2 separate regions of the Homo sapiens genome follow, and region 1 is linked to region 2. A link is an interaction called in ENCODE POLR2A ChIA-PET data of the cell type or tissue named here. Cell type or tissue: PC-3. All regions are shown on one strand. Each heading gives the region's core, and the rest is flanking DNA. Links, peaks and the distances in the headings are about the cores only.

What was found. ChIA-PET counts read pairs that join two places held together with the same protein. Peaks named below come from ENCODE experiments on the same cell type or tissue, not always from the same donor. Only the 100,000 strongest peaks of a DNase experiment are listed, where the experiment ranks them.
Region 1: POLR2A ChIA-PET joins it to region 2 with 6 read pairs; 2 of 35 experiments call an interaction of 5 or more read pairs at or near these places.

Annotation. Positions count from the first base shown.
Region 1 is chr20:59,997,291-60,005,059 of GRCh38, reverse strand. CDH26 (cadherin 26) reads right to left here. Exons shown (of 18, transcript NM_177980.4): 14 at 5,397-5,474; 15 at 3,649-3,717; 16 at 2,194-2,247. Among named protein-coding and RNA genes, the nearest start is that of CDH26, 43 kb to the right of the region's middle. In PC-3, for the core only: no CTCF peak of the experiment used is centred there; no DNase peak of the experiment used is centred there.
Region 2 is chr20:59,826,364-59,834,132 of GRCh38, reverse strand. All of the region lies in intron 8 of PHACTR3 (phosphatase and actin regulator 3), which reads right to left. Among named protein-coding and RNA genes, the nearest start is that of SYCP2, 100 kb to the left of the region's middle. In PC-3, for the core only: no CTCF peak of the experiment used is centred there; DNase peaks (open chromatin) are centred at 2,942 and 3,332; H3K4me3 peaks cover 408 bases; H3K27ac peaks cover 2,282 bases.

The sequences.
Region 1 (7,769 bases), core at 2,439-6,438, 170 kb before region 2:
ATGAAGAGGAGGAGGGAGAAGAAGGGTTGGTCTTGCTGTCTCGGGGGTGGCAGAGGCAGAAGAAAACCCACATATAAGTGCACCCACACAGTTCAAACTCCTATTGTTCAAGGGTCAACTGAATACACATATCTATCTATATACACATGCATACATACAGTTATGCACGGCATAACATTTCAATGACAGGCCGTATATATAAAGCTGGTCCCATAAGACTGTAATGCTGTATTTTTACTGTACCTTTTCTATGTGTAGGTGTTTTTTTCTTTTCTTTTTTTTTTTTTTTTTTTTGAGATGGAGTCTCGCTCTGTCACCCAGGCTGGAGTGCAGTGGCGCGATCTTGGCTCACTGCAAGCGCCGCCTCCCAGGTTCATGCCATTCTCCTGCCTCAGCCTCCCAAGTAGCTGGGGCTACAGGCGCCCGCCACCACGTCCAGTTAATTTTTTGTATTTTTAGTAAAGACAGGGTTTCACCATGTTAGCCAGGATGGTCTCTATCTCCTGATCTCGTGATACGCCTGCCTCGGCCTCCCAAAGTGCTGGGATTACAGACGTGAGCCACGGCGCCCTGGCCTGTGTAGGTAGATACACAAACACCATTGTGTTCCAATTGCCTACAGTATTCAGTACAGTCACATGCTGTACGGGTTTGTAGCCTAGAAGCAACAGGCTACACCAAGAGGTCTAGGTGTGTAGTAGGCTACACCATTTAGGTTTGTGTAAAACACTTTATGAAGTTTACACAGTGATGAAATCACCTAACAACACATTTCTCAGAACGTATCCCCATCATTAAGCCAGACATGACTGTACATATACACATGTGTGTACACATAGTGAAGCCACATCATACCAAGGTAAGCTGAACCAAACATACTAAGCCAAAGAGGCAAGGTGTGGACCACTACAAGCAGCCCTAGGGACCCTGCTGCCTGGTTCCCAGTGCTGGGAGCACTTGACTGGAGATGCTGTGCCCTCAGTCTGTTTAGCCCCAGGGGCCTCTCAGAGGAGGACCCTTAAGATGTGGGCTATGTACAAAGTACCCTTGCACCAGATGCTCACTGACCAAGCATGGGGCTCATCCAGGACCAGAGGAAGACGCCGTGTCAGTTTCCAGCCTGGCTCCTTCCCGAGGTAGACTTGGGGTGATTTTGCCTCAAGCCAGCTTCAGGTCCTAACCCCACACTATGTATGGCTGCACTGTGGCTGAGAGAGCACTATCTCTCCTCTCTGGGCTTCTGTGGACTTAGCCACTGGTTTAACTCTATCCCCAGGGCCTACGACTCCTCAAAGATACTTCAGCTAGAGTATTTGAAATTTATTTTCATTATTTACAAATTATTTCAATAACAATATTGAATATTATTTTTATAATATAACAGAAAGTGGTTTACATCTTTTTTAGTCTCCCACACCAACATGTAAATTTGGGATGCCATGTTAATTAGCTTTTATGCAACTCAAATGAAGCTTTTGGTCCCATGTTTCATTAATCAAAGAGAATCCTAACATTGTAAACTGAGCTATTCAAAAACCATTAAGATTTGAAACTGCTTGTTGGTATATATCAAAATTTTCTTGATACTTTAAAAACCAGTTTATAATAATGCGAGGCAATGAATTAGGTGTTAAGTTAACATAATTTTGCAAACTATATCCACAACATTCAACTTCCTTCTGTTTACATCAGAATCATTATTTTTATTGGCTATTTTGGTAATAGGTATATGTCATTAATGTCAATGCATACAAAATTAGTACTTAGATGTTTTATTTACAATGGAGTTATTTGTAGGATCTCATTTGAAAAGAAGAATTCTGGTGCAAAACATATTTAGAAAAAAAAATTGACTAGATGATGTCTAAGACCCCCTTAGCTCAAAATTTCTATAGGTCTGTGACAAAGCACAGCAGAAAACTCAGCCTATGACTGAGGTCTTAGCAACTCAACAGCAAAAGAAATTTGCCAGGGACTGAAAAGCTCTTATGCCCTCGAGTCACGGGATAAATGTGCCTTAACTACTTCCAACCTCTCTTCACGTTCGCTTCTCCTTCAGTTTGCTTGGATGTTGGGCATATTTTTTTTTATCACCTCTTTCCTTCCAAATTTCCAATTTTCAGGGATTTGCACAGCTTTTAGGCAGAACAATAAGGTAAATTTGTTCACGGTAACACCTACATCTATACTTACAGGAGTAGAGTGTATGTTTTTCACACTTCTTGGCTCAAAGGGCTTGCCATAACCCTTAAAGAAAGATGAAATATTTACTGATTTCAAATAAATTACCAAAGGATGCAAATACATAACTAGAAATTCTTGCAGTCATATTGCCTTTCATTTTTGTACTAAAGGTATAGTAATTCTAAAGAGTGTAGATATTCATAGCAGAAATTCATGAACAAGTTTCACAGTTGCTTTGTGAAGAAGGAACATGAGAATATTAGATTTGCAAGCTCTATCTTGGGTCCATTAACACCCAGTAAGATTTCCTTTTGCCATGGCCATGCCCTGAATACAAACAAATGACACACATCCACTCCTAGGACCCAGGCCTAGCGGCACAACTCTCAGGGCTCAGTGCAAGATGAAAGTTGGGGGCCCTTTGTTCAAAAATTAAGAATTTCAAGATGGTGACAGTAGAATATTAAACCAAGCAGAGGTTCTTTAGAGTGGGAGGCCCTGTGCCATGGTGGGTGTTCCATGTCCATGCAGCTGGCCCGAACAGGACCAGAAGGATCAGCTGCAAGGACATGGAACCCAACATTCATCAATGCGGGAGCCCTTCAGTGATGGATTTGTGGCATCATCTTTGTGCAAAGAAGAACATCATGTTTTCATCTTTGCTCAGATACTGCCTGTGCAAAGATATGAAATTATAGAGATCTTGAATTTATTTTAGAAGCTTTCCCTCATAAAAATTGGATATGATTCTATGGCTCTTTAGACCCTGAATACCTCTTTTAATTCTATATCAGAAAAGTACATTTTGGTTAAATAATGGCTAGTTAAACTGGTGAGGTCCAAATAAGGTCTGTGACTGAGAACTGTACTCACAGTGTTGTGCCAAAGCCCATTTTCTGATTTGATCATGGAGTAGGGTTACATAAGATGGTATATTTGGGGGACCCCCAAGAACTCTCCAAACTATTTTTGCAACTTCTATTTAGTCTAAAATTATTTCAGAAAAAGTCATTTCACAAAGCAATAGTCCTGGAATTTGTATGTAGAGTACAAGAAGACACAACACAGATGGGAAGTCAGGCCTCCCTTTCGCTGGAAGCATGCAGTCACTGGGCTGGAATTTAGTCAGGGCCAAAGTGCTGTGCTTTTAACTTTATAGATGATCTCTGGTGCCCTTAGAAGGACATGAGAAAATGTATCTATTTGTGGATGCTCTAAAAAGTGTCATATTTGATCAGGATTATCAAACAACTCTAAAAACAGCAGCCATCACCAATAATAATACCTAGTTCTATAGATGGAAATAGAGTCGGGTGGAAAAAGCCCAGCTTCTCAGATTTTCATTGACTATGTGCCTTTTTCTGACAGTATCACCGAATCTTCTACAACGGCCCTCTCTCAGGGGGACCAACTGTTAGTCACTAGTGAGATGGCCGTAGCAGGGAGCAACCTTCTGGAACTCACCCAGCTCCCCAGAGCACAGCGTGCTTGGGCTGACTGACTCGCTGCAGATGGAGGCACTTCCTCGAGATCCTAGAGGGAAAATGCTGATTTACTCAAAAGAGAATGGATTTCTCTCCAGCTGGAAACAAAGTGGGCATGCGTGACCTCTCACCACTTCCCCTTGCTCATATATTCATAGGCAAACACAAATTAACACGATGAGAGGGAGGGCGCGGTGGGAGGAAAAGGAAAATGAAGAGAGGCAGGGAATGCAGGGATAAAAGGGCAGGCACAATGGAACCGCATGGCAGGAGGAGGTTTGAACATGAAGACGCTAATGTTCTTTCCATGACACAGACACCTGAAAACTGCATAGACACGCAGATGACATCTAGAAGGTGACACTCACAGGTGAAACTGTTTAGATTCAGGGATGGGATTGTGGGCATTTTCTGCCTTGGGTTTCTGTTATTTTAATAGTGACGCTTCAATAATGAAGTTATATTTCAAAGAAAATAAAGCAGGCAATGGACCTTGACAATGGTCTCATTGACGCTATTTCACACTATCCAGCAGATTTTAAAGTATCAGGTTACCCCATAAATCATAAGTGACGGCTTCACTTAGAGAAAGTGTGTGAATGGCAGTTTATTTAAGCAGTCACCAGAGATGTACTTACTACAATATTTGCAGGACACTGAAGGGAACCCAGAGATACACCAAAACCTAGAAGGTGGAGGCTTTGGTTCCCTCCCCTGTAAAATAGGGAAGCAAGATTGCCCCTACCACACACACGCCCCTATGGGTTCTGGTGAAAATTCAATAAGATGAGGCATGCAAAGTGCATAGTGTGCCCCTCAGGGCAACACCTAGACCTCTAGAAGTTTGCAGACTGGCTCAGAGGAAGGAAAGAGAAGGCTCTCGCCAGCCCAGGAGGCAAGTTTGTAGGAACTAGAAAAGGGCAGCCCTTCCCCCAGGAGCACAGACTAGTGGTCAGAATGCACGGCGAACCCAGCCCTCCTCACTGCCCTGGCCAGGCACATGCTCATTTATGGCAATCCTGGGTCAACTTTGTTTTCAAAGTAGGGGACACCTACTAGTTATAGAATGGAAGATTTAGCTACTTGGGAAACAATTTTAAATAACACTGATTTGCACGGTGAGAAAATTATTCCCTTTCTAATTCTGTTTCCACACCCTTATGACATCCAGGAGGAAGTGTCACTCTGGTGCTAGCCTGGCTTCCACGCTCTGCCTTCCTTGCAGAGGGGCCCCGGGCCTTTGGCAGTGCCATCGTCCACCCAGTCATTGTGCCCTACTTCTTTCATGGCTATCTTCACACTTGCCTGCTCTTTATACAAGTAAAACTGTTTTCATTTACAGTTGAAATATAAAATTTCCTACTTAAATAAATGTACTTAATGTGGACACAAGCCCATTTTAAGAAAAAAGTGTCTTAAGAAATACACTAGTCCAAGTGCCATATGCATATGGCAAAAAATCACCATATGGCACTGGACACAGTGATATTTGGAAGCACAGGGTCATCTGACACCGCAGCAAAGTAGAAAGAACTTGGCCACTGAAAGACAAGGGTGTTTTAGGCTAAGGGAACCATGGGGCTTTGCAAGTAGGGGCTGGGGTTGCTGACTTGAAGAAGAACCTCCCTGGATGTGGCACTGGGAGGAGCATCCCAGGTGTTCCTTGTCAGGGAAACCACCAGGAAAGTCACTTCTCTGAAATCCAGAAGCAAGTAAGGGGCATGTTACCTTAACTCCCTGCGTGGGTCCTGCTGCAGCTGTGCAGATGAGCAGAGCCGGCCTCTGGCCTTCAACATCTGACCATGTCTGTAGAACACAGAGAAAGAAATATGACAAGGGCTGAAATCACAGATAGCAGAAATAAAAACAGAAGGAAAGGAATGACATTTTCTCCAAAACACATTGTATCTATGCCATCACAGAAGAAGTCCAGACTGTAAAAAATACACCTCTCCTGTAAATCTGGATGACTTATGTGGGAAAAGAATGTTATTTCTGTTTGCCTTTTGTAATTGCTCGCTGGGAGGTTGAGCTTCTCATGGTTCAGGGTTCCATGTAAACTGATGGTAAAAGGCTCATTTCAGGAGCTCTCAGAATTGAAAAGCTTGTCTTTTCCTAGGGCTCATGGTGATGGCTCTTGGGGTCACCAGCATTGCATGGTATTCTGTGCATTGTCCCATTCATTTATCACTCAACATATATGTTCACTGAGGGACTCAGGTTGATGGGTGCTGGATTTCTGTTGGCCAAGGGCTCATTAGCTTCCCCACATGCAGGGAAGGCATCTATGCATTTCTGTAGATCATCACCATCAGATGGCATCCCTATAGTTTAGTAGTAGAATGTGACAACATGTGTGCAGCTAGTGACGATATCTTGCATGGAGTTTTCCCAAGAGCACAGAATGTTCCTGGTGAGTGGATGTGCAAGGTAAGCTGGTATATTCATGTAAGATGGACAGAGGGATAAGTGCACCTAGAGATGGCCTTATTTACCAAGGTTACAGAGATATAATCAGTAATTACTGCTAATAATGCTAATATTGGCGGCCACCCTTTATTGCATGACTCTTAGTGCTGAAAATTTTACATGTGTTATTTGATTAGAGTCCAAAAAACTTAAGAGACAGAAGACTATCAAGCTCACTTTATATATGAAAGTCAGATTCAGTTAGATTATGTAACTGATCAATCACAGATTTGGAATCTACACCCAGGTCTGTTGAATTCCACTTCTCAGAGCCCTAAGATACTGAAGCAGGAATGGAGATGTGCCTTTAGCTGTGAATGGGAAACAAGAGAAAGATTTGTTGGTACAAGAAGAGAACAGAGCCCCTTGCCCAGCATGAGGTTCTCTTGTCCCACTGGCATAGCTGGTCTTTGACCAGTGCCACCATGTCATTAAGCCCCCTCCAACCCTCCTGGTCTTAGCATCACAAGGGCCAAGGTTCCTTTCCACCCACACTGCTTCCATAGCTGCTTCCTCTTTTCCAAGAGACAATCACAAAGCTGCTGGGAAAGAAGGGTAACCAGGGCATCCCCACTGTCCCTTCCACCTCAGCTACAACCTGAACTCAGGTTGTGTGACATTCCTGCCAGTCTCCTCCAAGCTCAGCAGCTTTCACTCTCTCCCTCCAAGGAGGAGACTGAGGCACAGCTCCTGGGACTGGGAACCATTTCTGTTTCCCTTCATGGTTGAGCCTCTGAGCCACTGGAACTGTCCAAGGCAAGAAATTCTACTGTTACACAAAGACTGCTGTTTGTCCAGATGGTTTTCTTCTTAAAATTACACAACAAATCAAGTTTACTGCTGCTCTCACATTTGGGATGCGGAGATTCCTTCCAGGGGACTTCACAATCTGGAGAGTTTGGATCTTGCTCCTGTTTCCCCACCCAGGAAGGGCTCACAGGAGGGTGCACAGGCACATACCTGCCAGAGGAGCCTAAGTGGCTGCTCCCTTCCCTCCTTCATGCCGCAGGGAAGACAAAATTCAAAGAACCCTGGGAGCCTTGGGCGAGCACCAGCTTCTTCAATCAAATATTTTTGAGAAACTCTCTAATTACAGGAGCATCATATCAAGTTCATTGGAATATCTTTTCCCTAAATGTCTGACTTCATTCAATAAGTCTCTCCCTTCCAGGAAAAAAACATTGGTGGAGGTGTAAGATGGGGTGACCGAATCCTCTGTGTGTGTTTCCTTTTGACATTTCTTTTGTGTTCATTTTCTAAATCAACCACTTAATTCTAGATGAAGACAAACAGGAGAGCTCACAATGCTTTCATCTCTTTGTCTGTCTAACCCCAGCCCAGGGTTGCTGCAAGGATGACTAAGATAATGTAGGGCCCATTTCAGAAGCAGCCAGTTTGAAAAACCAGTGGCCATTGGCCAATTACTTTATATGGCTCTGCCTTGTGTTAGGTGCCTTCATAGGCATCCTCTCTGATCCACAACCTATCTAAGAATTTGACTTTATCATCCCAGTTCACAGATGAGGATGTAGGGTTAAATGATGAAGCTAATGAGATGCAAAAGCAGAAACAGAGCCTAGGCCTTGTACCTCCAAGGGCAGTGAGCTTTCTGGTTGGCCTTTGCCGGACAAT
Region 2 (7,769 bases), core at 1,601-5,600:
GCTCCTCTGGCTAAGAGGGAGAGGCTGTGTATAGGAATGGGATCTTGGGAAGTAAAACGTGGAGTCCTAATAAGTAAGCAACAATGAGGAAGGGGTCCTAGGTGGGGGAGAAGAATTGTTCTGAGAGCCAGCTAATCACAGACAACCCACTGGCATGACATCCTATTTCCAAACACCTTGTTCCACTCGAAGACCCAGCAGTACTATCTTATCTGCACATAAGCCCCTCTGGCACAACCCTATAAAACTTCCCTCCAGCGCCTGCCTCTTTCCAGCAGCCCCTTCTCTACTGTGCTGCCCATTGCACCCTTGCAACGGATCTTCATACTTTCTCTAATAAATTTGCCTTTCTTTACCTATAACTGCCTTGGTAAACTCTTTCACTGTCCGCGATGCTGGCCCCAGCCATTTGTATTTTGTGTGTGGCTCAAGACAATTCTTGAGCCAGCTGCCCAGCCAGGAACACCCATAGGGACACCTGAGGAGTGAGGCTGTGCATTTCCTCAAATCTGAGAAGTACCCCAAATGTCCCTGGAGGCTAGTGTCCACTGGCATGGCCCCCGAACAAGGCTTCCCCCCGCCCTTTGTTGGAACCTTGTCTTTCTCATCCAAAATGAGAATTAGTACCAGACCCTCTTAATGAGCATTAAATGAGATAATGCACAAAAATGTTTGTGACAATGCATGCTTGGGATATAGTAATTTCTCAAGAAAACCCAACCTGTGACTTGCCAGCTGATCGCGGACCATGTTCCCAGAAAAGCATTTCATCCAACTGGTACACCTCAGGAAAGCGTGGACATCAAGCCAGCAAAAACTGTGCAATTGGTCCCAAGGCACAGAGGCAGTCTGGTAGTGGTCCAATCGCTCACTGCAGGGCTTCATCTAGCTGCCAAGCTTCTCACTGAATGTCAACAGGGTACCCCTGAATGGTCTAGAATATGCAGTCCTCTGGGTAGACACAGCCCCGGAGGCACAGGGTTGTAAACAGAGCAAAAGGGTGCTCAGGCCAGGACCCCACTGGCTTGTCACCAACCTGCCTCTCTACTTACAGAGTGCCAGGACCCCACACCTGGAAGGGTGGATGCAGAACCCTAGACAGTGCTGTGGGCCCCAAGACCCTCCCTGTGGTTCTCACCAGTGGAGGGGATTGAGGTGAGCAAGAAGACCCCTGACTGCCAGGTGAGGGTGCTAAGCAGGGTCTTAGGGTGGTTCTGCCAACCCAACAAGGCCAGGCCACCGTTCAGACTAGGCTCTAATCTGCACATGAATGGCTTCCCAGAAGGTGACACTTTAGTTGGGATCCAGAGGATGATTGGGGATCGCTAGGTGAGGAGAGGACATGTGCAAAGGTCCTGAGGTGGGGTCGTTTAGATCGCATGGAGGTGTGTGTGCACCGAGGCTGAGCAGGGGCAGGACCCACACAGCCTGGCATCGCTGGAGAGAGAGTCTGGATTCACTCCTGGAACCCCAGAGCGGCACTGAAGGATTTAAAGCAGACCTGGGTGAGATGGGGTGTGGGCGTGCCAGGACTAGATTTGCATTTGCAAACACTCTCCGGACTCTTCCAGATTTCTGTCCAACAGAGATGGAGATGAACCCACTACCAAGAGATACGGACCTGCCCAGACCCCCACCAGATACCAAGGACAAAGTGTGCTGCAGGCCTGTGAGGGCCCCCTGAAGTGTTCAAGACTTGGGGAAGAAGTTGGCCACAGAGCAAAAACACCCCACACTCCAAATTAATACTTGTTACCCTAAGTATACATAAAAGATACCCTTTTGTCCACCTGCTACCTGAAGCTATGCTAACTCTTCATGCAGAGTTGGGGCTTCCAAAAGGAAAAATGGTGACGAGCCTGATGCCAAGGACAGACAATTACTTTGCCAACATTACAGGCGAGACCCTTGAGGCTCAGAGAGAGGAATGTGATCAGCAGCTACTACAGCTGGAATCAGAACCCACAGCCAGTTCCAGATGCTGGGAGGGCTGAGGCAGGGAGGAACACCGGCAACACCAGCTGGCAGGAACTAGCCAGCAGGGACACAGCTGGGATGAGGCCCAGGAAGCATTCTCCCAGCACAGAGAGTCAGGCCCAGGCAGAGGCATGCATCACAGGCCACCACCCCTGCCCCACAGTGTGCTGACCCCTGCCCTGACACACAGTCGCCACTCAGGCCAGGGTGGCCCAGGAAATTTTCTAGGCAGAACCATGGCCAGGAAAAGGGCAGTCAGGTTGAACGAGTCATGAAGCTCTGTGAGAGCAGACCCCCAGAGCCGGCGCAGGCAAGGGGAGCAGCCTGTGTCGAGGAGCAAAGGAATGGGCGCCGGTTCCTCTCCCTCACTACATAGCCTGCTTGGACCTGGCTGGGGCAGGGATGCCGCCAGGGCTTCCTGGGCTTTGAGCTTCAGTATCAAGTTGCTCTCCGAGGAGCCGCTAGAGACGTGGCCGGAGCATAGCTGGGCTTTGGAAGCTGCAGAAGGCCCTGCAGAGGGGTGGGGCGGGGTAGGTGGGGGTGTAGAACCCCTGTGGGATTCCCCAAACCTCCCCACCCTCTGCAGCTGCTTGAGACTCCTGATTCAGAAATGGGGCTGCTGGTGACGTCCTGGTGCCGCCTGGAGCTGGGGAAGCCACAGTCTATTTCTGACTCTCCCCACTGAGAAAGCCTGAGTGTGGCAGTTAATTAAAGCATCGCGTGGGTGTGGGAGCAACACTAAGAAAAGAAACCCCAGGGACAGAGAGCAGCATCTGCCGGTCTCCCTACCTGGTCCCTGCTTGTGCACACACGAGAGGTGGGGATGACAGGGAGGCCGGAAGGACCAGGCTGGGCTGGGGAGCCAGGAAGAGGCTGGGCAGGCCCTGGAATGCAGACAGGAATTAAAGGTATCGAGCACAACACACCCTGGAAAAGGATGTCTGTATGTTCAAGTGTGGATGTGAGTCATTTCTGGGGGCCAAGGGGGCACCAGCCAAACAGGTGACCCCACAGGCACTTCCTGGTTCCGAGTGCCTCTCACACGACAGATCTGTAGCAGTCACCTACGACACACCTGGCCCTGTGCTGTGAGTAGCACAGAGGAGACAGGGAGCAGGGGACAAACAATGGGGAGGAAGGGGCCTAGAGGTGGAGCTGATGAGACCGCCGACAGCCTGGACAGTCAGGACGCCTGGAGAGGCTCCAGGAGTCATGATGCCACTGTGCCACCCACATTTCCAGGTCTGTGGAGGCTGTCAACTGTCTATTCCACAGTCAGCACTGGTGCCCCAGCACTGGCACAGAGCTAGGATTCCAGTTCCAGCTCTGACCCCTGCCAGCTGGGTGATGGCGTCACGCCCTCCCTTACTTGAGCCTCTGATTCCCCAGGTGAACACCTGCCAACAAAACCCACAGGGATGCTGGGAGAGTCGAGAACACTAAATACAGGAGGAGGTTGACACACAAATAGGTGGCATCATTACTACTATAGCACTGATATTATTCACCTGGCGTGCTGAGCCCAGGTCTCTTCCACCTTCAGCCAGCAGAGCTGCAGGCTCCATCCTGCCCAGCGCCTCCTTGCAGGCCTGGATCCCCAAGAATCACTCCTCCTTCAGACACTCACAGCCTCCTCCATCAGACGGATGCTCACACCCTCTTTCAACATCTGCTCATTCACACCTCCATCAGATGTTCACATCTTCCTCCATCAGATGCCCACACATTCCTCCATCAGACACTCACACCCTCTTCATCACTCATGCTCTCTCCATCAGACATTCACACCGTCTCCATCAGACACACCCTCCTCCATCAAATACTCACACCTTCTTTCATCATCTACTCACACTGTCCATCACTCACTTGCTTCCATCAGACACTCATACCCTCTTCTATCAGACACTCATACCCTCTTCCATCAGACACTCACGCCCTCTTCTATCAGACACTCATACCCTCTTCCATCAGACACGCACACCCTCTTCCACCAGACACGCACATGCTCCTGTCTGTCATAGCCTCTTTCATCAGACACCCCCTCTTCTCCCATCAGACGCCGTCTCAGTGCCAAGTTTGTACCAGTTTCTGAATCGTCCTCTGCACACACTGCTCAGCTGACTGCCTTCCTGCATGATGAGCACAGCAGCAGGGGCTGCAGGTAATTTCAGGAAGTGGAAGGACACGGGGTCAGGAGAAGCATAGTTCCAGCTCCCCAAGCTTTGCTTCCCCAATGAAGCCCCACCCAGCCAGGCTGCCCCACTAAACGCACATCCCCCAAATCTTGATCTCACCCCAGCACAGATGTCACAGAAAAGGTTTGAATCAACATCTAAAGTCACCTCAGTGTGGAGCAGAAATTGAGAAGCAATTCCTTCCATACAAGGCAGAATGCCTTCCTAGAGAGAACAGACAGCTCGACACCCACAGGGGACGCCCGGGCTATTTTGGGAGGCTCCTTTCTGGGAATGCCAATCCTGCCCCACAGCCGCCTTGAGTCACTGAGAAAAGCTGGCGGCCCCCGCCTGGAGATGGGATTCCCCAGCGAGGCAGCGTCTCCACACACCATTCACACGACGCATTGATGCATCCTCAGACATCTGATGGTGAATGGGGCAGATGTCTCGTCTGCTTGCCCCCAGGCGCACACCATCTGGGTGCACGGATGACAGGCACATTGACCCTATGTCTCAGAGCGTCAGAGCAATGTGGGTGTGTCTGGAGAGAAGTTCAGGAAGAGAAGAGGACTCTCCAGGCCATAAGATGAGGCCTGGATGATGAAAGAAACCGCCCAGGGAAAGACCTGGGATGGGCATCCAGGCAGAGGGGATGGAGTGTGTCCACACTAGGAAACAGCAAGCAGGGATGTTCTGCCGACTGAGGGCTCAGCTGAGAGGTGCTGGCTGCTGGTCCACATGCCTGGGGCAAGCCCCATCTCAGCAGCCAGCAGTCCTGACTTCTGGGATGCCGGGGAGGATGTGACTCCAGGCACTCTGAGTCCAAAGCCGACCTTTTCACACCCTGTTCCCCACCTCCTCACACCTGCTCCGTGCCCAGCATCCTGGGCTCAGGGGCTGGCTCCAGCCACCACCCAGGCACACACCAGACCCCTGGGAGAACTGGCTCCTCTTACTCCCTACGTCCAACACCCCAGGAAGCTCCAAGTCTGCTGGGTTCTGCTTGCATCCATCCATCCGTCCATCCATCCATCTGCCTCTCTCCATCCCCAAGGCCACTTCCCTGATCCAGGCCACAAGCCTCAGCCCTGGATGATGGAGACTTCCACACTGTCCACCTCCCTGCCCACAGCAGCATAACTCTAACTCCTACTCCCACGATGAGCTCAAGCCCGGGTTCCCACCATCCTCAGGACAAACTCCAAGGCCCTCAGCAAAGCCTTTCAGTTTACGGTGACCCCTCCAGCAGCCCCTCCTACTCCCACCCCTCCCAAAACTCCATGCCGGGTGATGGCCCCACGTCGAGCTGCATTTACCAATAAGTGGCTGTTCACACTGTCCCTGTCCGGCAAAGATGTCCTTCTCCTCACACGGGTCCGCAGCCCCACTGTACCCCACACACCCCCATTATTACAATTGTTCTGTCTTGTCCCTTTTCCTCCAAATCCCTGACACGCATAACCAAAAAAACAACATAACACCCTATCTGCAATATAAAGGAGGAAAAAGGAAATTAAGTTTTAATCAAATAACACATATTCCGATAGGTAAGTAAGTGCCAGGCATGGCTGGATTGGGTGACACAGCACACAATGCCAATGCTGCCGCTACAGAAAAATCACCATCACAGTGCCAGCCACCAATGCAGACAGACCCACAGCTGCCACACTGGTCACTCCATGCCCTGAGAGACACTAGTGGAGGAATGCTTCTTGGTGAAGCTCTGGACAAAGCAAGGTTCCCTCCCCAATCTGTGGGAGAGGTTTCTGGCATTTTGCATTCCAGGAGACGCCACCTGTAATACAGCTCCACCAAAATACCTCCTGTGTGTGTCCACAATGCACTTGGGATGAGGCTCAGGTCATCATAAACAGGCTTCGGACTCTCATGAGTGTCCCAGGGACATTCAGAAGTCAAGTGGAATGGGGGGCCAGTCTTCATTGCTAAGGGAGTGCCCCATGGCTGCAGAACACCTGCCTCCCGGGACCATCCTGAAAATACAGCAGGAGCTCCAGTTGCTGTGACAATCCACAGAGCTGCCCTGAGTTTCCAAAAGGCAACAGAACGGCTGGCCTGCCTCCTGTGTCCTGAGGGCATAGGAGGCAGGGCAACTTCAACTCCACCAGGAAGCCCCGCCAAGCTTGGTGCAGTGGGGGGCTTCTGATGTCGGGAAGGTGTCCCATGCCTCTTGTGCCCACAGTGACAAGCCTTCAGGCCAAAGGCTCCTGCCTACTCTGTCCTCCCAACCCCACCCTGCAGGAGAAATATGTCCCCTGGAGCCTGGGCTCCCTCCCAGGGCAGCACAGAAAAGAACTCCAGGTACGTGGAGTTGGCCTCCCAGACTCTCCAGTGTCTCTTGTCCTCCACCTCCTGGGTGCAGCCAGTCTCCTCTCTGCACCTCCATGGTCTCACCTGGTGAGACTGAAAGGAGAGAGCCGTATGTGAGGGGGCTAGCCAGGCCGCTGTGCCCTGGGCTCCGCAAGCTGCACACCGCACTGTCTCCATCACTGTTGCTATTTCTGTTTTGTCAGCCTGGCTCTGTGGCCCACCCTAAGCCAAAAAGGGACTCTAGACTGCCCTGCCCAGGGTTGGGTTAGTGCCCCTGGGATACAGATGAGATGAGTCCTTCACCCTCTGCACCAGGAACAGCCCCAGTGGTGGTGGGGAGGGGTCTCGCCTCCAATCAGCCTCCTGGAGCCGGGTGTTCCAAGGGCTCAGGTGAGGCACCAAGATCACGTGCACCCCCGCCCATGAAGGCCAGCTGGTCACCAGCACCAGTCTCTCCGGATGGTTCCCGGGCTGCCCTGAGAGGCTTCCCCAACCCCACCGTGAACATGCCCCTTCTACCTCCTCTTCCAGGTGCTAAAGACAGCAACATGGACACCAAGGGACATCCAGGTCACCTTCCATCTGGGGACTCTCAGAGGTACTGAGGAATCACCTGGTGCCTGAGAACTATGGGAGGGAAGGAGGGAGGGAAGGAGAGAAGGGAGGGGAGCAGGGAGAGGGAAGGATTCAAATCCTCCGGAGGAAAACCAGGCCCTTGACTTTCAGGACCAAACTCGCATCTACCTGTAGAGAGGCACTTTCTGTTCTCACAGTCAAGGTAACGCAGAGAATGTCATTCACAGTGACACCCAGCCCTGCCAATGCTACTTTTGAAAGGAGGAAAGTGGAGTGAGGAAGAAAGGCCAAGAACATGTGTGCAAAGAGGAGGGAGAGACGCACCCTGCAGGGAAGGACGTGAGAGAGGGAAGCAGAGACAGCAGGCGTAACAGGCAGGGCCAGGACTGTGTGTGCAGAGCAGGCATGAGAGACAGGGCAGGGACAGAGTGTGTGGGAGAGTGGGTATGAGAGGCAGAGTGAGGACAGTGTGTACAGAGAGAGCAGGTGTGAGAGGCAGGGCCAGGAGGGTGTGTGCAGAGACAGCAGGTGTGAGAGGCAGGGTGAGGACAGCATGTGCCCTGTAATGCCAGGTGTAAGGCTGGGGCAGGGGAGCGCACTGGAAGGAATGTGCCCCACACCCCACTGGGCCCCACCACCCTGCCTGGCCTCCTTGGGTCCCAGCCAAGGGTGAGCCAAGCCCAGGTTGAGTCAGCTGGGAAGAACCAAGAT